Linked DNA regions of Homo sapiens: region 1 is linked to region 2. Evidence: read pairs that join two places in POLR2A ChIA-PET (ENCODE). Cell type or tissue: Caco-2. All regions are shown on one strand. Each heading gives the region's core, and the rest is flanking DNA. Links, peaks and the distances in the headings are about the cores only. Region 1 overlaps NOX4 (NADPH oxidase 4). Region 2 has its middle 130 kb from the start of TYR.

Evidence for each region. ChIA-PET counts read pairs that join two places held together with the same protein. Peaks named below come from ENCODE experiments on the same cell type or tissue, not always from the same donor. Only the 100,000 strongest peaks of a DNase experiment are listed, where the experiment ranks them.
Region 1: POLR2A ChIA-PET joins it to region 2 with 6 read pairs; 2 of 35 experiments call an interaction of 5 or more read pairs at or near these places.

The regions. Positions count from the first base shown.
Region 1 is chr11:89,430,042-89,442,241 of GRCh38, forward strand. It overlaps NOX4 (NADPH oxidase 4), which reads right to left. Exons shown (of 18, transcript NM_016931.5): 6 at 10,647-10,674; 7 at 2,743-2,815. Among named protein-coding and RNA genes, the nearest start is that of NOX4, 55 kb to the right of the region's middle. In Caco-2, for the core only: no CTCF peak of the experiment used is centred there; a DNase peak (open chromatin) is centred at 6,250.
Region 2 is chr11:89,305,534-89,317,733 of GRCh38, forward strand. No RefSeq gene overlaps it. Among named protein-coding and RNA genes, the nearest start is that of TYR, 130 kb to the left of the region's middle. In Caco-2, for the core only: no CTCF peak of the experiment used is centred there; no DNase peak of the experiment used is centred there.

The DNA of each region.
Region 1 (12,200 bases), core at 4,604-8,603, 130 kb after region 2:
GGTTCAACACATGCAATCAATGCATGTAATCCAGCATATAAACAGAACCAAAGACAAAAACCACATGATTATCTCCATAGATGCAGAAAAGGCCTTTGACAAAATTCAACAACCCTTCATGCTAAAAACTCTCAATAAATTAGGGATTGATGGGACATATGTCAAAATAATAAGAGCTATTTATGACAAACCCACAGCCAATATCATGCTGAATGGGCAAAAACTGGAAGCATTCCCTTTGAAAACTGGCACAAGACAGGGATGTCCTCTCTCACCCCTCCTATTCAACATAGTGTTGGAAGTTCTGGCCAGGGCAATCAGGCAGGAGAAAGAAATAAAGGATATTCAATTAGGAAAAAAGGAAGTCAAATCGTCCCTGTTTGCAGATGAAAGGATTGTACATTTAGAAAACCCTATCATCTCAGCCCAAAATCTCCTTAAGGTGATAAGCAACTTCAGCAAAGTCTCAGGATACAAAATCAATGTGCAAAAATCACAAGCATTCTTATACACCAATAACAGACAAACAGAGAGCCAAATCATGAGTGAACTCCCATTCACAATTGCTTCAAAGAGAATAAAATACCTAGGAATCCAACTTACAAGGGATGTGAAGGACTTCTTCAAGGAGAACTACATACCACTGCTCAACGAAATAAAAGAGGACACAAACAAATGGAAGAACATTCCATGCTCAGGGATAGGAAGAATCAATATCGTGAAAATGGCCATACTGCCCAAGGTAATTTATAGATTCAGTTGCATCCTCATCAAGCTACCAATGACTTTCTTCACAGAATTGGAAAAAACTACTTTAAAGTTCATATGGAACCAAAAAAGAGCCTGCATTGCCAAGACAATCCTAAGCCAAAAGAACAAAGCTGGAGGCATCACGCTACCTGACTTCAAACAATACTACAAGGCTGCAGTAACCAAAGCAGCATGGTACTGCTACCAAAACAGAGATATAGACCAATGGAACAGAACAGAGCCCTCAGAAATAATACCACACATCTACAATCATCTGATCTTTGACAAACCTGACAAAAACAAGAAATGGGGAAAGAATTCCCTATTTAATAAATGGTGCTGGGAAAACTGGCTAGTTGTATGTAGAAAGCTGAAACTGGATCCCTTCCTTACACCTTATACAAAAATTAATTCAAGATGGATTAAAGACTTAAATGTTAGACCTAAAACCATCAAAACCCTAGAAGAAAACCTAGGCAATACCATTCAGGACATACACATGAGCAAGGACTTCATGTCTAAAACACCAAAAGCAATGGCAACAAAAGCCAAAATTGAAAATGGGATCTAATTAAACTAAAGAGCTTCTGCACAGCAAAAGAAACTACCATCAGAGTGAACAGGCAACCTACAGAATGGGAGAAAATTTTTGCAGTCTACCTATCTGACAAAGGGCTAATATCCAGAATCTACAAAAAACTCAAACTTACAAGAAAAAAACAAACAACCCCATCAAAAAGTAGGCAAAGGATATGAACAGACACCTCTCAAAAGAAGACATTTATGCAGCCAAAAGACACATGAAAAAATGCTCATCATCACTGGCCATCAGAGAAATGCAAATCAAAACCACAATGAGATACCATTTCACACCAGTTAGAATGGTGATCATTAAAAAGTCAGGAAACAACAGGTGCTGGAGAGGATGTGGAGAAACAGGAACACTTTTACACTGTTGGTGGGACTGTAAACTAATTCAATCATTGTGGAAGACAGTGTGGCGATTCCTCAGGGATCTAGAACTAGAAATACCATTTGACCCAGCCATCCCATTACTGGGTATATACCCAAAGGATTATAAATCATGCTGCTATAAAGACACAGGCACACGTATGTTTATTGCGGCACTATTCACAATAGCAAAGACTTGGAACCAACCCAAATGTCCATCAATGATAGACTGGATTAAGAATATGTGGCACATATACACCATGGATTACTATGCAGCCATAAAAAAGGATGAGTTCATGTCCTTTTTAGGGACATGGATGAAGCTGGAAACCAACATTCTCAGCAAACTATCGCAAGGACAAAAAACTATACACCACATGTTCTCACTCATAGGTGAGAACTGAACAATGAGAACACTTGGACACAGGAAGGGGAACATCACACACCGGGGCCTGTTGTGGGGTTGGGAGAGGGGGAGGGACAGCATTAGGAGATATACCTAATGTAAATGATGAGTTAATGGGTGCGGCACACCAACATGGCACATGTATACATATGTAACAAACCTGCACATTATGCACATGTACCCTAGAACTTAAAGTATAATAATAAAAAAATAAATAAAATAAAATAAAATCACAATGTTAAATCTTAAAAATAATGAAATAATAAAATAAAATAATTTTAAGTCACATATTCCTAGGAATTTCTAAGGTCCCCATATGTACACATTGATTTCAATCCCGTGTCCCATAGAGATACACTATCCTTCAAAAGATACTCAAATTCTGAAGAACTCTAATTCTTTTGATCATCAAATGCAGTCTCCATACACAATTTCTTACCAATCCAGAAAATTTGCTAATACAAGAGAACTTTCAGAAACAAGAAGTCATGTATAGAAACAGCTATACTTCACTCTTACTTACCCAGAATAGTCCATTAACCAGGACACTACAATGGTTAAACATTTTGATTACTCAAGACTTTTTCTAAATAACCTGACAGATACACATCAAAATAATTGATTCTGACACTTACCTTATTGCATATGTAGAGGCTGTGATCATGAGGAATAGCACCACCACCATGCAGACCCCTGTCAGGCCAGGAACTATAAAAATGTATACAAGTAGGTTTTTACTTAAATCATAGTGAGAAAAAAATACAAAAAATGATTATATTAGAATCCGAAATACTGTGCTGTTCTGTGGGAAGCCTAATTCAAATCCCACATCTACATGTATGTTCTCCCTCAAACAAGCCCTTTACTTTTTAATTTTTTAAATTAATTTTTGATTGACAGATAATAATTATACATAGCTATGGAGTACATAGTGATGTTTCCATACATATAAAGTAAAAGTGATCAGATCAGAGTAATTAGCATATCCATCCATCATCTCAAACATTTATTATTACTTTGTGTTGGGAACATTCAATATCCTTCTTCTAGCTATTTGAAAGCATATAATACATTATTGCTTACTATAGTCATTCTACAGTGGTACAGAACACCAGAACTTATTAAAATCAGTACAGTTTCAAAGTCGTTTAGACCAATCAGGATCTTTTATCTATTTTACAGAATATTCCATTTTTTTTAATTCCCAAATATTCTACTCAGAATGGCAAATAGGTACTTACTTCTAAAAGTATACACTAAACATCAGTAATTAATGCAACAGGACAGGGTTAACTTTCAGCACTCTTTCTGTTTTGGTTTTAAACACCATAGTACTAAATCTCCCTCATGCTCTCCTTCCTCTTATGAAACTAAGCAGTGCCTTCAGTTTCAATTTCAATTAACTGCTTTTAGGCTTCACTAACTAGAATAATTTTAAACAAAAAATAAAGCCTAAAGTGTTTTCAAAAATCACAAAACACAGAACAAAAATTGGAGGTTTCTAGAATAAACTACAATGTTGATGTTTTAAAAATACTTGCAGACATATTTCTCCTTAGTATGAAAAATATGTTGAAATCAAGTGCTTCAGATATGGCATAACATTTGTTTTTTTAAAATAATAAAATGTGCAAATATATTGTCAAAATTATAATGGCAGGATAGATTGCTACAAATCCAACATTAGCACATATAGCATGTCCAAAATGAATAGCTAACTGAAAAACAATATCCTAAACAGCTAAAGTGTCAATGGTCTCCTTTAGTATTGTATTATTACAAAATTAAATATCCTGTCAATAAGTTACATTTGTTTACTCTCACAAGCAACAGTAAGTCCTGAATATCCCATCTGAGATAATCTTAAATCAGACTACAAAGAAAAGCTATTGGGACAATTCCATCTGGAAAAGTGACATTCCTCTGCTTCTTTCCTTGTCAAGAAAACTACTATGAAATAGAAGGTCTGTCATAGACTATGAGCCACCAGCAGAAGCAGACACCTTGTGTACAATGTAAGAGCAACACAGGTGTGTATCATTAGGATTCCAGAGTTAGAATCACTGGAAAATAACAGCATTCGAAATCTCAGTACAGTAGAAACAAATTTCACTTATAAAGCACCACATGAAAAATAAGAGAATTAGTCTATGGGTTCTCAGCACTTGAGTACTCGCACCTCCTCACTTTCCCAGTAGACAGTTTTAGAAGCCTAACAAAAGGTGCCCTTCCCTAATGTACCTAATCCAAATCATTTCTTCTTTACGCTTCCTTCCTAGAGGAAAAGTACTTCCTTTTTCATGATTTTTCCATTTCCTACAGTGAGTGCTTACTTCCCAGTTGTAAGAGATGGGTAAGATAACTAGTCTAGTTCACTCTAAAGAACTAGCAGCATGAAAAATACACTATTTTGGAAAAATAGCATGCCTGCAAAGTAACCCAGCCATTGCACTTCCAAGTGTTTACCCAAAAGAAACAAACATATATCCATGCAAAGACTTGTTTAAGAATGTTCATAGCTACTTATTTTTAACAGTCAAAGTCTATAAACGACTCTGATATTCATCAACAGATTAATGGATAAACAATTGTGGTACTTATCTGTACCTGGAAAATTAATCAGCAATAAAAAAAAAATAAAGTGTTGATAGATAAGCAACAATATACATGAATCACAAAATTGTTAGACTGAATAAAAGAAGCTAAACCACTCCAGTCCTGAAAAAGTACAAATTCTATGATTCCTTGTATATAACATTCCAGAAAATTCACACTATTCTTCAGTGATAGAAAGCAGATCAGTTGCTAGGAGGGGTAGAGGGCAAGATGCGTTATAAAAGAGCACAAAAATATTCTGTGATAATAAAAATATTTATCATCTAACTTTTGATGATGGTTCCACTATTGTGTATGTATGTGTATATATGTATGTATCAAAACCAATCAAATTGTATACATGTGTATAATTAGTGTACTTCAATTATAATTTCATAAATTTGAGAGAAAAAAGAAGAGGTCAGTCTCACTGTTTTCAAGTGTTAAAAAAGAAAACCTTTATTTGTCCACATGAATAACTAAATGATAGAATCCCAGATGGCTACATAGTGTGAAATTATAGTTAGAGGGGCCTTTCCAATATTTTATTGGGCCTTTATTAGTGTTCTTCTATGTCTGCATACACTTTCCTATATAGTTTTGAACATGCCAAAATTAGTCATGGGATGTCTGCAAATTACTTCATCGAAAGAACACCTGGAAAAATGGAGTATGTTTAGAATAGAGCCACAATTTCCAAAGTGTATTATTTGAAAATTAATTCCTTGAAATATTAGTTTCTATTACTAAAAATACTATAACCATTCCTTAAAAAGTCACAGGGTACATTAATGTATAAAAGTCTCTGAGAAGTATTAAATTCAAGAAACCTGATTAAACTTAAATATTTTCTTAAACTTATTAGATCAGAGTATTGCTTTTAGGTCAGAACATGAAAACATATTGGAAAGACTTAGAGGAAGTAAAATAGTTTACTTCAGTCATTTGAGGATAAAATAGAAGGGCCAGACGACCCAGCCAATGATGTATATGGTCTGGGATTATACTCTTGTTACTGTCCCTTACACAAAACTCCAATCTCACTGAATCTCATCTGCAAACTAAGGAGAATAAATCTGAAGATTTTCCATGTTCCTTCAGATTTATAAAGTTATCTCTTTTATCTAAAGAATTTGTTTTTCCTTCTTATTTCTCAAAAGTAAAAAAGACCAAAGTGTACAATTAATAAAGTAATAGATTTCAGATCAATGAAGAAGAACTTACAATTAGCAAGGGCAGAAAAGCATACTATAATCAGAGTGATCAAAAAGTCAGGGGTAACTGTTATCTGGGATATTACAAGAAGATCTATGCATCAAATAAAAGAGTTAAACAAATGACTTTTATTCATTCAGTGAACAGTTTGTAGGCATATACAGTGTACTGTTAGATGTTAAATGCTAGAGATAAAATAAATTCTGCTCTACAAAAATTCCCAGTCCACTGGTGGAGACAGACAAGTTAAGCAGGAAATTGCAACACACGGCATTAAGTGCTGTAAAGAGAGCTAAGCACTGAGTGCTTTCAGGGCACATCAAAGGGCACCCTAAGCTAGCCTTGGTTGACAGCTCAGCTAAATCCCAATATATTAGCCTTATTACAACACATTCCAAGAGTCTGAAAACACCGGCTGGAAATCACTGGGCTAGTCTAATCTCACCGGGCAAAGTTGCTTGTCCAAGTGAAGTACCTTGATTCTCCTGTGAATTTTTTTAGTCCTTCAAGTTAGGAAGCCAAACCTATACTTGTTTCCTTAGCAAAATACATGTTTACATGTTTATTCTTATGGCTTTATATTTATGCATATTAAATTTATTAATTAGTAGCTTTTAAAATGAATAATTGCATGACATTGTAATTTCTAGATGAACCTGAGAGATTGTTTTCATCCATACCCAGATGTGGTCAGAAATATACCATTATCTATTCATTATCCTATTTTACTAACATAATTGGAAACATAATTATATTTGTTTCTGAGGGTTTTTAAAATTAAAGTTAGATATTATCCATTTTATTCTCACCATAAAAGCTACTACCAAATTTGGAGATATATAGTAAGCATTTTTAAATGAACATTTAAATAATTCAATCTATTAATCTTACCTTAGAAATCCTTAATTGGAATGTTTATAACATTTCTTATGTAGTAAGTTTAGCCACTATATTTTATGTCACTTGTATAACCAAAGACTTTATTTTTTACAAGACAATCTTAATTTGTCAATACTAGATTCCATTGAAAAAAATTCCAACACACAGAGATAGAAGACTCTATGTAATATTAAACAAACAAAAATCCATGAAATCTATTAACTAATAAAAATACTCTTTATCAGCTGGGCGCAGTGGCTCACGCCTGTAATCTGAGCACTTTGGGAGGCTGAGGCAAGCAGATCATGAGGTCAAGAGTTCAAGACCAGCCTGGCCAACATAGTGAAACTCCATCTCTACTAAAAAAAAAATACAAAAAACTTAGCCGGGCATGGTGACGGGCACCTGTAATCCCAGTTACTTGGGAGGCTGAGGCAATGTTTCCTAGATGCTGTGCCTGAGAACATTCAGAGATGGCTGTGGAATAGTTTTAGTCAACATTAGTGATATAAAGTTGGATTCAGTTCATTGATAGAAAAAGGTGTCTTTCATGCCATTACCATCCTTAGACTCTACTTTGCACTGTCACCTGCTAGTCTTCAGTGGGGACAAACAGATGCCTTAGGAGCTCCAGACTCACGCTTAGGGAGCCCTGTGTCTGAGCCCAGTTCCAGACTGATGACCTGGGAAGTGGATGCCTCCTGCTGGCCAGCATAGTACTTCTTTTCTTGAAATTATGTGAGAATGGGCCACCAAAATGGTGCTAATTTGCTGAATTGGGTGAGTCAAATTGTTTTTATTGCCAGAGGCCATAAAAAAATGTTTACCTAGGACCCTGCATACTCTAGAAGCAGCCCTTCCCAACCCAAGAGAAGCTCACCTACAAGTGGAAAAGACAGTACATGTAAGGAAATAAACTATTCTACAACACAGTATTTTTACAGTCATCCTTCAATATCCATGCGATTGGTTCCAGGACCCCTCACAGATACCAAGTTTGAGAATGCTCAAGTATTTATACATAACATGTGCACATCCTCTCACATACTTTAAATTATCTCTCGGTTACTTACAATAAATACCTAATACAAAAGGCAGGCAGTAGCGAGACGGTATGCTCAAGAGTATGATGAGATGTTCAGTAGTGACAGGACAGCAGCTCCCAAAGTACCTGGGAAGGTTAGTAAAACACTTTGCCAAGTCTTTCCCAGACACACACTAAGGTAGACCCAGGAAATTTGTATTAAGTGTCTTCTCTACTAAGTCCAACACCACTCATGGGGACCTCTGGGAAAGGACATAGGATGATAGGGTTGCATGCTAGGTAGTGAGATTACCTGCTTATAAGAAGTATTAGTTATTAGTATAATAATATTAGTATTATTAGTATATTAGTATAACATAGTAATATATTATTATTATATATAATATATAATAATATATATACTACATATAAAATATTTTGAGATGTTAAACTTGCTTATATATAGTATATATCATTATATACTATATATACTATATATTATATAATATATATAATATATAATATATAATTATAATATAAATAATATATAATATATAATTATAATATAATATATACTATGTATATTATATAATATACAGCATATATATTATATACTATATATACTATATAATATACAGCATATATATTATATACTATATATACTATATATTACACACTATATATAATAATATACTATATATAATATAATATATACTATATATTATATACTATATATAATACTATATATAATATATAGTATATATTATATACTATATATAATACTCTATATAATATATACTATATATTATATACTATATATACTATAAATAATATATAATATACTATATATTATTATATTATTATATCATATATACTATATATAATACTATATATAATATAATATAATATAATAATATAATAATATATAGTGTATAATATATTATATATTATATATATTATATAATATCTTATATATTATATATATTATATAATATATTATATATTATATATATAATATATAATATATTATATATTATATATATAATATATAATATAAAATATATATAATAATATAATATATATTATTTTATATATAATAATATATAATATATAATTATATATTATATTATTAATATAATATTAGTAATATTAGTATAATCATAATAGTGCTAATAGTAACAATACTAATAATAATACTACTAATAGTATAATAATATTAGTGCCTTAATGTGATAGCTTAGTCACATAACAAATCTCTTTGTGTCTTTGTAAACTAAACTTTTCAAAGCATTTTAAAGGTTCCAAGGCTTCAATTAAACTTTATGTTTTAGAAAATAATATTAAACAAAGCTTTTGTTTCTCTCTCTTAAATGAATTCACTGTAAACCAAAAAATACATTGGTTGATACGTAAAGTTTTCTTTTTCTGTACTTTTTGTTCTCACCCAATTCTTCAGGCCTAAATGAAAACATGTTTTCAATGAGCAAAGTTGAAAGCAAAACTAAATTGTGTTCCTAAAGAGAAAACTGTGAAATACTTTGCAAGTGGCAAGTATTATAAATCTATAGACAAAAGTAAAATGTATCTTATAAATCTAAATATATAGCTGTGACATGGATGGGGAAAGCACTAGAATTATTGTGACGTTTCATCATAAAATTGATTCAAAAGAAAAATAATGCATTTGCCAGGGTAATGTGCCTCAGTCCCATGTGCAATTCCAATACTTAATTGGGTATTACACCCAACAATTTATGATAGAGCATCTCAACTATGCAATCATCCTTGTCCCTGAAATATGTGCTAAAAATTCCCCAAATGCATCTTTATTCTTTCATCTTTATAAATCTAAGGTTGGGAAAAAGAAGACTTTTAGCAAAAATTGTTTAACATCAGGGGAAATTTTGAGATGTTCAAACGTGCTTTAACAAATTAATAGTCTAGACTGAGATTTCATGGACAATAAGCTTGAAAAGGAAAAATAAATTACAAATGAAATAGGAGACACATTTCAAAGAAATAACTTATTTTAATGACTGTTTCTCCTCTTTGTTGTAAATTTTAAGATTAAAAAAAGTTGCACTAAATTACTGAATTATAAGAACTCCATGGATACCCACAGTGCTTGGTGTTCCTTTCCAATACATTGAGGGCAGGAGCCTGTTAAACATGCATTATCTCCTACAGCACTTGCCACAGCAGCAGGCACAAAGCAGGCCCTCAATAAGAATGCGGTTGCATTGTTTTGATTGGAAGAATATACGACAGTGAAATGTATTTGCTTATTTTTACTCTCCATTTATTCACACCCCAATGTTTGCATTGTCTCTGTTCTCATTGCAACCTTATCCTTTAACTCCAAATATTTATTCTTACATGCAAATTGTCCATATGTTATATTTGTAACATATATCTAATTGTTGTGTAATTTGATAATGCTTAGTTTTATTTTATTTATTTTTATTTTTATTTTTTAGACGGAGTCTTACTCTGTCACGCCCAGGCTGGAGTGCAGTGGCGCGATCTCAGCTCAGTGCAATTTCTGCCTCCTGGGTTCAAGTGATTCTCCTGCCTCAGCCTCCTAAGTAGCTGGGATTACAGGCACTTGCCACCCACCATGCCCGGCTAATTTTTTGTGTTTTTAGTAGAGATGGGGTTTCATCATGTTGATCAGGCTGGTTTCGAGTTCCTGACCTCAGGTGATCCGCCCGCCTCAGCCTCCCAAAGTGCTGGGAATACAGGCATGAGCCACTGCGCCCAGTCCGATAATGCCTACTTTTAAAGATGTTCCTAAACCTAAAGAAAAGGCTAAGAATAACAACTTACCAGTTGTGAAGAGAAGTTTTCTAGGATCCTGAGAAAAAGAAAAAAAAATAAATGATTAAAAACTAAAGCACTGATGATATATAATTCTATAAAGAGTATGCAGGATCTACAAACCACATACTTGTCATGTAAAATACTGTTCATCCAACGGAAGTGAGAAAGACTCGATTAAGTTTCATAACATTTTCACAATGCTAGAGGAGATTACAACAAGTAAAAACCCAATTCAGAGAAATCTATCCATCTGAGGCAAAATACTGGATGACTCAAAAGGCCCAGAAATTATTCTTAATGGTTACCTACAAGCTGGTGGCACTGGTTTTAAGCCCATCTTTGACCATTTTGAAACTCAATATCTTAGCCATGATGTTAAACTATTATTATATACTCTGTCTACCAAAACCGTGAAACTGCATCACAAGATGTGAAGACAGAATTAAAAACCAATAAAATATGTAGGGGATTTGCGCATTGTAAGCTCAGTACGAAGAAGACTAATTGAGAGCTTTCTGTGTTTCAAATATAGTGAAAAGTGGTGAGGATACTCAAATAAAAACCAGTTTCTGCTACTTAGAAATATGAAACATTAATATTGCTAAAATATTGTATGATTTCCTTTAAACTACATCTCTTATGCTCTAATGGTTATAGTCAGCACCCTTCTACCTTCTGGAAAACCAATCGCCACTAGATTTGTGGATTTATTTTTTATCCCCGTGGTGCTTAATATTTCACAAGCTTTTGAATTTCTTTCTGTGTGCCTCCATTGAATCTGGGGTCAGGCCAGACTATGTACTAAGAAGGAAACGATTGATATAGTGTCATCTGGGGGTCTTTGAATAAGGACCACTTGCTTAGGAATAGCTCCTCACCTGGCTTAATTCAATTGACTTCTATTCCAACTATTAGAAACATGGCTATAGGGTGATCTAAGAAAACTGAATATATAAACAACCCATAAAAATATCATATGGGCTGAACAAAGTGGTAAGAATAGAAATGTGAATAAATACCTAAGAAAACCCAGAAGATGGAACAATTAATATTGCTAGAGAAAGAAAATGAAACATGAGAGTGAGAGATGTTTTCACAGTGGCAAGATGAGGCAGATTTAGCCGGGCTATCAAGGAAGTGCAGCAGTCACAAGGTGGAGGGTGAGTCCTTGCATGCAGAGTAAAAGCATAAAAGAAGAACAATAGGGTATATTGGCACAAAACCATCTTTTTCAAAAGTGCTTCACAAAATAACATATGTGTTGACTATATATATATATATATATATATAATCAATATATAAATATATCAATATATAAAATATAATCTATATATAATAGATATGCCATATATTTATTTACATAATATTTAAATACATAAGTATATATACACTTATTTTCATCTACATCTAATGCATGGCCTTGTACCTATTAGATGCTAAATACATATTTATTAAAAAGAGAGAAAAAAGCATAAAGAGAGACATGAAAGAAGGAATACAAGAAGAAATAAAGGCAGGGGAAATACTAACTTAAAACGTTGAGTTGCCATTTTCATCCCT
Region 2 (12,200 bases), core at 3,097-7,096:
GGAAATAATTACATTTAAACTGATCTTTCTAGTTATTCAAATGACTGGTATATCTTAAATCAAGGTTTGAAGGCCAACACCAAAAGAGTGTGTTGAGAATTTTAAGTTTGTGTCCTTTGATAATAATGTAGCTTTTCTAGAAAAGAAACCCTGCTCTCCTGCCCGTCAAACAACTACAGGTCACCGGGGTGTGCATCTTGTAAAACTTCATTAAGGTACATACTTAGCTGATGCCTAAAAATATTTTGAGTGTAGGCACAGACATTAAGTAAAAAAGAAGACCAGGAGCTATAGATATTAAAATTTTTATGAAAAGCATTTACAAGTACCCATGGAAAAAACCTTTTTTATTGCTAGTAGTCTAATGTTAGTAGTCTTGAATTTAATGCTGCTCTATATTAGGAAATGAATTAACTAGCTGGTGTTAAATTATCTCTAAAACTAGGATGGTGGCCATGGAAGGAGAAAAGGACAGATGTGAGAAACCTCAAAATGAGAAAATTAAGAGGACTTAGTGACATAAATAATAGAGAGGAAAAATCAAAATTCACATTCAACTTGAAAGTCTGTTTTTTCCCTAAGTTTTCTTTTTTTTTTAACTAGACCAATAACTAGTCTTTTCTCTAAATAGACTATTACCTAATTTTTAAGTACTAAAAAGTAACGTGTTGATCATATACATAATTAACTGTTTCTATTTAGTTTTTCTTTATAATATTTTTAAGGAAAACTATTAAGATTCTTTTTATGGTTCTAAGTACCCCTAACAATACTCAATATTTCCTATTAGGCATGGCTTTTAGGTATAACAACACAATGAGAATTACATTTAATTTACCAGTTACTGAGAACTTATTGAAAATCAGAAATTTTGCTAGAACTCAGGGGTGAAAAGATGATTAAGACTCTAAAACCATGTACTACTTTGAAGAAACGCACACTTACTGGAGGTGACAGGCAAGCTGATAAATACCTATGAAATTATAATGAAAATGTAATCACTTCTGAAAAATATTTTAAAAACACACTTTCGTAAATAAGTTCATAATATAGAAAAAATAAATTATCCATAGTTCACTACATTATTTCCTCAGGTTGGCCCAATTTCTTTCATAATTATTATAATAGATGCCTTTCTATCTTTTCTATGTTAGACATAATTCAATCACTATTACTATATAATTGACATATAGTTGTCATATACACACTGGACATGAGTATATTATTTCAATTTTAATAAGGAGGACACTTGAAGAACAGAGAACTTCTCAAAGTCACACAACTAGTAAAATGGAGAGACCAGGACTTTTAATCATACATTCCTGATTTTACATCCTCATCCTTCGTGCTATCCATACTATTTCCTTGACTTTCAAATTCATCTTTGTCTAATTAGTAAAATTATCATTATTAATAGCATTTAGAATTTACTTTGTGACCCTAGACGCCTTACATCTTATTGACTCATGTAACCCTCATTCTACAGATAAAAAAACTAAAGCTGATAATCATTTTTAAAACATCGTCCAAGGTAACAGAGCTCACACTGATGCAGGCAGGATTTTAACTCTAGCAGTATGACTTTACATTTTAGAGAGTTTGTCTCAGAAGAAACTGTAACCACCACATTATATGGTCAGTTCTGGAATTCAATAGGTCCAGAAAGATATCAATCTATAAAGTCAATTAAAAGAAATCATCAGCCATCATCTTGACAGAAACCTAAAAGCTCCTGGACAAGCAATTGAAGCAGCATCACTGTGTCATGTATTGACCTTAAAATTGCTGTCTCCGGTAAACCGTTTATTCTGAATTTAAAAAAATAAAGACTGGAAGAAAAACTCATCACTGGTAGTATATAAAAACATCATAAAGAACAGGTGATGAGGTATATTCTATTTTTCCTAGGAATATAACCTGTTGTCTAGGTTAAGGTTGGAATCATGAGATTCAATGAAATGAGATAGATTGGAGAATGCAGGAAAGATTACTAAGACAAGAAAGAAGACTTTGGAAAAGCTAATTCTACCAACACAGATGACATCTACCACAATCCACTTTGGAAAAAGATGGGAGGAGATGGGTTGAGTAGAAAAATGAGCAGAGAAAAAAGCAAGGAATATTAGGGCTTTGGTGATATTATAATGTTTTAACTCTGCCCTGCCAATCACCTCTGTTTTGTGTTAGGGAACTGACAGAGGAATATACAGTAAACAATATGCAAAGGGGAGAGAAGGTTCTATTAACAGCGATGTCAGTGACTAACTTTAGTTTGGGGTTCTCTGCTAAAGCTAGGTTGGTGCACAAGACTTAAGCAATAGTCTCAAGTGAAACTTTCAATGGTTAGAAAAAAATGACTCCAAATCTGGGGCACTTACCACCCTTAGTCTATCAAATTGTGAAAGGAAGGCAAAGAGAGAAAAGAAGTACAACAAAGATGAAAGCAACCTCATTGACAGTCTAGCATATGTATGGCATAGAAGAAATGGAAGAGAGAATGAGAATATGGGATAAGGTCCTGCATCCACTTTTCTCCCAGGGACAAAAGACAATGAGAGATGAAGGTACTAAGAGGCACGCAAACTGTGTCGGGGTGCCCAGTATCACCTAGGTTTACTAATTCTCTAAGGATACTCAAGATCTCAGTATAGTTTTACTCACAGCTATGATTTACTACAATGAAAGAATACAAAGCGAAATCAGCAAAGGGATAAAGTGTGTGGGGTGAAGTCCAGGGGAAATCAGGCACAAGCTTCCAAGAGTCCTCTTCAGTAGAGTCGCACAGGAGACACTTAATTCCTCCAGCAACAAGTTGTGACATGCATGAAGTGTTGTCTATAAAGGAAGTTCTTTTAGACACTCAGTGCCCAAGGTTTTTATTGGAGGTTCATCACATAGGCATCTTGCCCAGCACTTATCAAAGTTCCAGAGTCCCAGAAAAAAAGGTGTTCAGTATAAACCTTATTGTTTGCACAAAAGTTTTGTAACATTCAGTCATTGTTATCATTTAGGGTAATCAGAATTGTCCTGAAATTTCAAGTTCCCAAATGCCAGCCAAGAGACAAGCTTGCAAGCACACTTTTCTAAGAAGGATATCAGTCTCAGGCCTGGTGTATTAATTTTTTTCTGCACACAGATATATGTGTAATCCTTTACACACAAGAATCATAGCTATTAATAAATGTGGACCAATAAAAATTTCACACCCTGTCCAAATTATTATTCTCTATTCTTGAAGGCAGAAGAAAGAAAGGGACGAGAGGAAAGGCCGACCAATCAAAATAGAAAAGCATCTCTGTCTCCTACAGAAATGCCGAAGTTGGTTCAAAACCAGTAAGTGAAGAATAAAAACTAAAGATATAAAAAGTCGCAGAATCTTCCTTCCCATTTACCACATCTAGAAAAAATAGATACTGTCAAGCCTCATTATATGCAGATTCCATATTTGCAAATCACCTGCTTGCTAAAAATTTTTGTGACCCCCCAAATTAATACCTGCTGCACTTTCATGGTTATTTGCAGCCATGAGCAGAGCAGCCAAACATTTGTCTCTCCAGGCTGACATTCCCAGCTGAGCCCCAAGTGTAGTGAAGTTTTGTTTAGTGTTCCTAAGGACCTCCCATTAAAGTCTTTTGTCAGAATAAAACAAAAAGTCTATCTCCTTGTCTTGTGGATTTTATATATATATATATATATATATATATGGTAGATAAACTTTGTCCAGGGATGAGTTCAATGTTAGTTAATCAACAATATATATTAAATAAGGTGTCTTTAAAAAGAATCACACATATACAAGGTTATATATTAAAAGGTTGATGGAAATTTGATCATAGGTTCACGGGAGCCTATCTGAGAGTAATGGTTTGTTATTCACTAATTCAGTCTGTGTGGCAACTTTATAGAACAAAACTACCATAAATAATGAGAATTGACTCCACTTCAAACATCACTTCATACACAAAGAACCACTATCTACCATAAAGTCACCGGGTTCTGCAGCACATTGTGCATGTCAGTGAGCTATAGCAACCATGGGCACAGAAGGGGCTGTGACTGGGCAGGGCCAGTGCCTCAATGACTCCTCTGAGCCCTGGGGCAGAGAAAAACTCAGAATCAAGGATAATAGGCTAATTCAAGCGCTGAATTGGGAACAGACAAACTCAGAGCTTGGATTAATTAAAAAACCCAAACAAATAGGTTTTTGCCAATTGTGGCAGTGAACTTTGGGTCTTAAAGTCTGTAGCTGGGTTATTAACCAACAGGGAAAAACAAGGTTCAAGGTTAAAGTTAGGTTCCAGGAAATAGGTGAGGAAAAGAGTTTATATTAGAAAACAAAACAAAAGATGTAGTCATAGTACAACTTCAAGGTATAGCTGTGGCTCTCAGGGCTCTGTCTGTCTGTTAGCTCTAATTTGAAGCACTCTTCTTGTTACTGGTAGATAAGGGTTAAAGGGAAGGGGCAACTGCCCCAAAAGACAAGGCTTAACAATGCCCACAAGGTCATAATATATATTACTAGATATTTTGTTTCAATCTGCTTTGGAAAACAGGTATAAGGTAACTATGACCTCAATATTTCCCAAGTGTCCCATTAGATATTTAAAATAAATAACTAAACAAACCACTTCCTACGATCACTGTAAGAGAAAACCAAGGCACAGAGGCTGCTATTTAAAAATCTTGAAATCTGAGTTTATTTACCAGTCAAAACCTCCATTAAAGTATTTTATCAAAATAAAACACAAATTTAATTTCAGAAATCACCTTGTGAAAATGCATGTGCATTTGGAATCTGTCATAATTAGCAGTTACTCTAAGTGTATTTTTTCACACTATATTTGGGTCTATATCTAAAATGCAAAGCCAATTATGGCATGTATGCTTACATCTCCCAGTTGATTACACATTTATCAGCAAGCTGCAAACTTGGCCTCTGCAACACAAGCCACTTGTAAAGATTTCTCAGAGATTTTCTTGCCTAATAAAAAGTCTGATGAGAAACTTTTACTGTCACACATTTTCATATTTTTTAGCCCTAGCAGACACATTCCTGACAGGTGAATCAATATGAATAAGGGAAGACATTACAGAGAAACTGTTAGTCTTCAGAATTGAGATTTGCATCAATGCCTCTCTGATTTGTGCATCCTTCAAATATTTTTTCCCCAATTATCTTTTGTGTTATTCTCTCGCTGGCTGCTGCTGACGAGTAATTTTACAACACTTGTGCTATTAAAGCATACACTCATGACCCCATTGTGACACAAAGCAAATAGTGCACATAGCGAATGCAAGCACATAACTACTAATCTTGCCTTTTAAATGCATTTGAACTTGACCTATTGAAATACCCATTACAGAATGTATGACAGCTTGGTGAAATACATGGGGCAAGACACCATCTCAGGAAAGCAGACTCTTTGAAAATAAATCACTTGAAAGACTGCAATATGGTAGGAATTGATTGAGAAAAATGCAGTACCACATAGTGAAGTAACCTGCTTAAACCCTACAAAACAAGTCACTACTTCTAAAAGCTCTGTAAGTTAGAGCTCAGTGGCATCTAATTTAATCCATAAATGACTCTAAAAGAAAATAATGGCTAATAATTTAATGTAAAGAGCATATATTTAGAAACATCAATAATATAATGTCTTGTATTCTGAAGCAAATATATTTTCTTTTTTCTTTTTCTTTTTTTTTTTTTTTTTTTTCATATGGAGTTTCACTCTTGTCGCCCAGGCTGGAGTGCAATGGCACAATCTCAGCTCACTGCAACCTCTACCTGCCTGGTTCAAGTGATTCTCCTGTCTCAGCCTCATGAGTAGCTAGCATTACAAGCGTGAACCACCACGCCCAGCTAATTTTGTATTTTTAGTAGAGATGGGGTTTCACCATGTTGGCCAGGCTGGTCTTGAATGCCTGACCTTAGGTGATCCACCCACTTCGGCCTCCCAAAGTGCTGAGATTACAGGTGTGAGCCACCATGCCCAACCAGCAAATATATGTTCATGCTGCTGATGCAGGAATGCATTTCAACTTGGTATAGCCTAGGCATATCTTAGGACCTAAAGGTGCCCACAGTCCTATATACTGAAGCATTTTTACTCATCCTATCCACTATAAAATTATCAATTCTACTGAGAGTCAAAGTCAACATAGAAACACAAGCTATAATGATTCTCAGAGAGCATTTTTAGAAAAAAATCTGATATGCATTTTACTGACAGGAAAAGTAGTTTTCAGATGATATCAGAACACTGGTCTCTAGGACAGGGCTTATGGCAAATGGTTCATATCCCACCTTGGTAAATGTCAGGTAAATGTTACTTGACAGTAACTCTACTATTATTCTTTATTTTACGTAATTTGAATATTTCAAAAAAGGGAGATTATGATGTGCTGGATAAAATAAACAAAAATCTGTAAGCAGGAGTTTTTACATGTGTGTAAATATGTACGGTACACTCAATGTTTAGGCAAAATTGACTCCTCAATGGTCAAACATAAACACTCAACATTTAAACTTCATAATGAACATAGTATGTTTTATTAATTTTCTGTGCAAATATATATATATTTAATATTTTAAAATTATATAAATATTTAATGTTCCTATCTTACTGAGCACAATTATGAGATTTAAAAATAATAACAAAAAACAAACCAAAATAAAACCAAAATCCCAAACCCAGCATGTTAAATTTAAATATCAGAATCCTATCATTCCCAATTACATATCCTGCTGTAAGGAAAATTACAGAAGCGTTGAGTGACTTAGAAATTAGAACACTTTCAAAGTGTTTCAAAGGAGCAGTTCTTAAATACTACTTTTTTATTATCTTCACATGGAAGACTGATCCTTCTTTAGGATGAAAACAACACTATGCTGTTCTCAAAATCCTAGAGAAAATTCTTGATTATTATTGCCAAAAGTGCGTAATTCCCAATGAAAAGAGATTTTAAGTATGTTTGAACAAATTTTATTTGTTTCAGTTGTAAGCACCGTGTCATGTTCTAAAGCAATAAAGGTTTTCCTACATACTATGACTTTATACATACTATGACTTTATAGGAATAAGATTATATATAAATATATGCATATTTTCAATTATTTATGAATATTGAATTTGATTTAGTGCTTTCTCTTCAGCATTGTATAATGCCACACTTCCATTTAACTAGATAACAAGGATCAAATGCCAAACCTGGACTGCTGAGCATCTCACACTTGGATGAGAGGACTACACTTTCTCTAACTGCAAACCCGAAATTGTTGAATGCTATGAAAGCTGGAGGGTGTTACTAAGCATTATTCTAGAATTTCATTTTCACTCGAGTTTTTTTTATAATCCACCATAAAAATACACACATGCACACACACATTATTTAAATATAAAAATCTACAACATAACATGAGATTTGATGAAAACCCATAATGAAAAATATCTCCAGTAAGAGTAAGAAAGCTATACATTTACTTTATTCCCATCTAAAAAAAAAAAAAAAGCAGATAAAACGTCTTGCATTTTTGTAAATAGAAGGATTTCTAGTGATAAGACATAGGTCTTGAATTTAATTCAGCAGAACATCTCATAAACATCTAAATTTTCCTCCATTAAATCTTAAATAAGTGGGATAACTTATGCTACCCTCTGCAATTCCTAACTTAATTTTCTTTTTCTTTTATTATTATTACTATTATTATTATTATTATCATTATTTTAATTATACTTTAAGTTTTAGGGTACATGTGCACATTGTGCAGGTTAGTTACATATGTATACATGTGCCATGCTGGTGCGCTGCACCCACTAACTCGTCATCTAGCATTAGGTATATCTCCCAATGCTATCCCTCCCCCCTCCCCCCTCCCCACCACAGTCCCCAGAGTGTGATATTCCCCTTCCTGTGTCCATGTGATCTCATTGTTCAATTCCCACCTATGAGTGAGAATATGCGGTATTTAGTTTTTTGTCCTTGCGATAGTTTACTGAGAATGATGATTTTCAATTTCATCCATGTCCCTACAAAGGACATGAACTCATCCTTTTTTATGGCTGCATAGTATTCCATGGTGTATATGTGCCAAATTTTCTTAATCCAGTCTATCATTGTTGGACATTTGGGTTGGTTCCAAGTCTTTGCTATTGTGAATAATGCCGCAATAAACATACGTGTGCATGTGTCTTTATAGCAGCATGATTTATAGTCATTTGGGTATATACCCAGTAATGGGATGGCTGGGTCAAATGGTATTTCTAGTTCTAGATCCCTGAGAAATCGCCACACTGACTTCCACAATGGTTGAACTACTTTACAGTCCCACCAACAGTGTAAAAGTGTTCCTATTTCTCCACATCCTCTCCAGCACCTGTTGTTTCCTGACTTTTTAATGATTGCCATTCTAAGTGGTGTGAGATGATATCTCATAGTGGTTTTGATTTGCATTTCTCTGATGGCCAGCGATGATGAGCATTTTTTCATGTGTTTTTTGGCTGCATAAATGTCTTCTTTTGAGAAGTGTCTGTTCATGTCCCTTGCCCACTTTTTGATGGGGTTGTTTGTTTTTTTCTTGTAAATTTGTTTGAGTTCATTGTAGATTCTGGATATTAGCCCTTTGTCAGATGAGTAGGTTGTGAAAATTTTCTCCCATGTTGTAGGTTGCCTGTTCACTCTGATGGTAGTTTCTTTTGCTGTGCAGAAGCTCTTTAGTTTAATGAGATCCCATTTGTCAATTTTGTCTTTGGTTGCCATTGCTTTTGGTGTTTTGGACATGAAGCCCTTGCCCATGCCTATGTCCTGAATGGTAATGCCTAGGTTTTCTTCTAGGGTTTTTATGGTTTTAGGTCTAACGTTTAAATCATTAATCCATCTTGAATTGATTTTTGTATAAGGTGTAAGGAAGGGATCCAGTTTCAGCTTTCTACATATGGCTAGCCAGTTTTCCCAGCACCATTTATTAAATAGGGAATCCTTTCCCCATTGCTTGTTTTTCTCAGGTTTGTCAAAGATCAGATAGTTGTAGGTATGCGGCATTATTTCTGAGGGCTCTGTTCTGTTCCATTGATCTATATCTCTGTTTTGGTACCAGTACCATGCTGTTTTGGTTACTGTAGCCTTGTAGTATAGTTTGAAGTCAGGTAGTGTGATGCCTCCAGCTTTGTTCTTTTGGCTTAGGATTGACTTGGCGATGCGGGCTCTTTTTTGGTTCCATATGAACTTTAAAGTAGTTTTTTCCAATTCTGTGAAGAAAGTCATTGGTAGCTTGATGGGGATGGCATTGAATCTGTAAATTACCTTGGGCAGTATGGCCATTTTCACTATATTGATTCTTCCTACCCATGAGCATGGAATGTTCTTCCATTTGTTTGTATCCTCTTTTATTTCCTTGAGCAGTGGTTTGTAGTTCTCCTTGAAGAGGTCCTTCACATCCCTTGTAAGTTGGATTCCTAGGTATTTTATTCTCTTGGAAGCAATTGTGAATGGGAGTTCACTCATGATTTGGCTCTCTGTTTGTCTGTTGTTGGTGTATAGGAATGCTTGTGGTTTTTGTACATTGATTTTGTATCCTGAGACTTTGCTGAAGTTGCTTATCAGCTTAAGGAGATTTTGGGCTGAGACAATGGGGTTTTCTAGATAAACAATCATGTCGTCTGCAAACAGGGACAATTTGACTTCCTCTTTTCCTAATTGAATACCCTTTATTTCCTTCTCCTGCCTGATTGCCCTGGCCAGAACTTCCAACACTATGTTGAATAGGAGTGGTGAGAGAGGGCATCACTGTCTTGTGCCAGTTTTCAAAGGGAATGCTTCCAGTTTTTGCCCATTCAGTATGATATTGGCTGTGGGTTTGTCATAGATAGCTCTTATTATTTTGAAATACGTCCCATCAATACCTAATTTATTGAGAGTTTTTAGCATGAAGGGTTGTTGAATTTTGTCAAAGGCTTTTTCTGCATCTATTGAGATAATCATGTGGTTTTTGTCTTTGGCTCTGTTTATATGCTGGATTACATTTATTGATTTGCGTATATTGAACCAGCCTTGCATCCCAGGGATGAAGCCCACTTGATCATGGTGGATAAGCTTTTTGATGTGCTGCTGGATTCGGTTTGCCAGTATTTTATTGAGGATTTTTGCATCAATGTTCATCAAGGATATTGGTCTAAAATTCTCTTTTTTGGTTGTGTCTCTGCCCGGCTTTGGTATCAGAATGATGCTGGCCTCATAAAATGAGTTAGGGAGGATTCCCTCTTTTTCTATTGATTGGAATAGTTTCAGAAGGAATGGTACCAGTTCCTCCTTGTACCTCTGGTAGAATTCGGCTGTGAATCCATCTGGTCCTGGACTCTTTTTGGTTGGTAAACTATTGATTATTGCCACAATTTCAACTCCTGTTATTGGTCTATTCAGAGATTCAACTTCTTCCTGGTTTAGTCTTGGGAGAGTGTATGTGTCCAGGAATTTATCCATTTCTTCTACATTTTCTAGTTTATTTGCGTAGAGGTGTTTGTAGTATTCTCTGATGGTAGTTTGTGTTTCTGTGGGATCGGTGGTGATATCCCCTTTATCATTTTTTATTGTGTCTGTTTGATTCTTCTCTCTTTTTTTCTTTATTAGTCTTGCTAGTGGTCTATCAATTTTGTTGATCCTTTCAAAAAACCAGCTCCTGGATTCATTGATTTTTTGAAGGGTTTTTTGTGTCTCTATTTCCTTCACTTCTGCTCTGATTTTAGTTATTTCTTGCCTTCTGCTAGCTTTTGAATGTGTTTGCTCTTGCTTTTCTAGTTCTTTTAATTGTGATGTTAGGGTGTCAATTTTGGATCTTTCCTGCTTTCCCTTGTGGGCATTTAGTGCTATAAATTTCCCTCTACACACTGCTTTGAATGCATCCCAGAGATTCTGGTATGTTGTGTCTTTGTTCTCGTTGGTTTCAAAGAACATCTTTATTTCTGCCTTCATTTCGTTATGTACCCAGCAGTCATTCAGGAGCAGGTTGTTCAGTTTCCATGTAGTTGAGCGGCTTTGAGTGAGATTCTTAATCCTGAGTTCTAGTTTGATTGCACTGTGGTCTGAGAGATAGTTTGTTATAATTTCTGTTCTTTTACATTTGCTGAGGAGAGCTTTACTTCCAACTATGTGGTCAATTTTGGAATAGGTGTGGTGTGGTGCTGAAATAAATGTATATTCTGTTGATTTGGGGTGGAGAGTTCTGTAGATGTCTATTAGGTCTGCTTGGTGCAGAGCTGAGTTCAATTCCTGGGTATCCTTGTTGACTTTCTGTCTCGTTGATCTGTCTAATGTTGACAGTGGGGTGTTAAAGTCTCCCATTATTAATGTGTGGGAGTCTAAGTCTCTTTGTAGGTCACTCAGGACCTGCTTTATGAATCTGGGTGCTCCTGTATTGGGTGCATATATATTTAGGATAGTTAGCTCCTCTTGTTGAATTGATCCCTTTACCATTATGTAATGGCCTTCTTTGTCTCTTTTGATCTTTGTTGGTTTAAAGTCTGTTTTATCAGAGACTAGGATTGCAACCCCTGCCTTTTTTTGTTTTCCATTTGCTTGGTAGATCTTCCTCCATCCTTTTATTTTGAGCCTATGTGTGTCTCTGCACGTGAGATGGGTTTCCTGAATACAGCACACTGATGGGTCTTGACTCTTTATCCAACTTGCCAGTCTGTGTCTTTTAATTGGAAAATTTAGTCCATTTACAGTTAAAGTTAATATTGTTATGTGTGAATTTGATCCTGTCATTATGATGTTAGCTGGTGATTTTGCTCGTTAGTTGATGCAGTTTCTTCCTAGTCTCGATGGTCTTTACATTTTGGCATGATTTTGCAGCAGCTGGTACCGGTTGTTCCTTTCCATGTTTAGCACTTCCTTCAGGAGCTCTTTTAGGGCAGGCCTGGTGGTGACAAAATCTCTCAGCATTTGCTTGTCTGTAAAGGATTTTATTTCTCCTTCACTTATGAAGCTTAGTTTGGCTGGATATGAAATTCTGGGTTGAAAATTCTTTTCTTTAAGAATGTTGAATATTGGCCCCCACTCTCTTCTGGCTTGTAGGGTTTCTGCCGAGAGATCCGCTGTTAGTCTGATGGGCTTCCCTTTGAGGGTAACCCGACCTTTCTCTCTGGCTGCCCTTAACATTTTTTCCTTCATTTCAACTTTGGTGAATCTGACAATTATGTGTC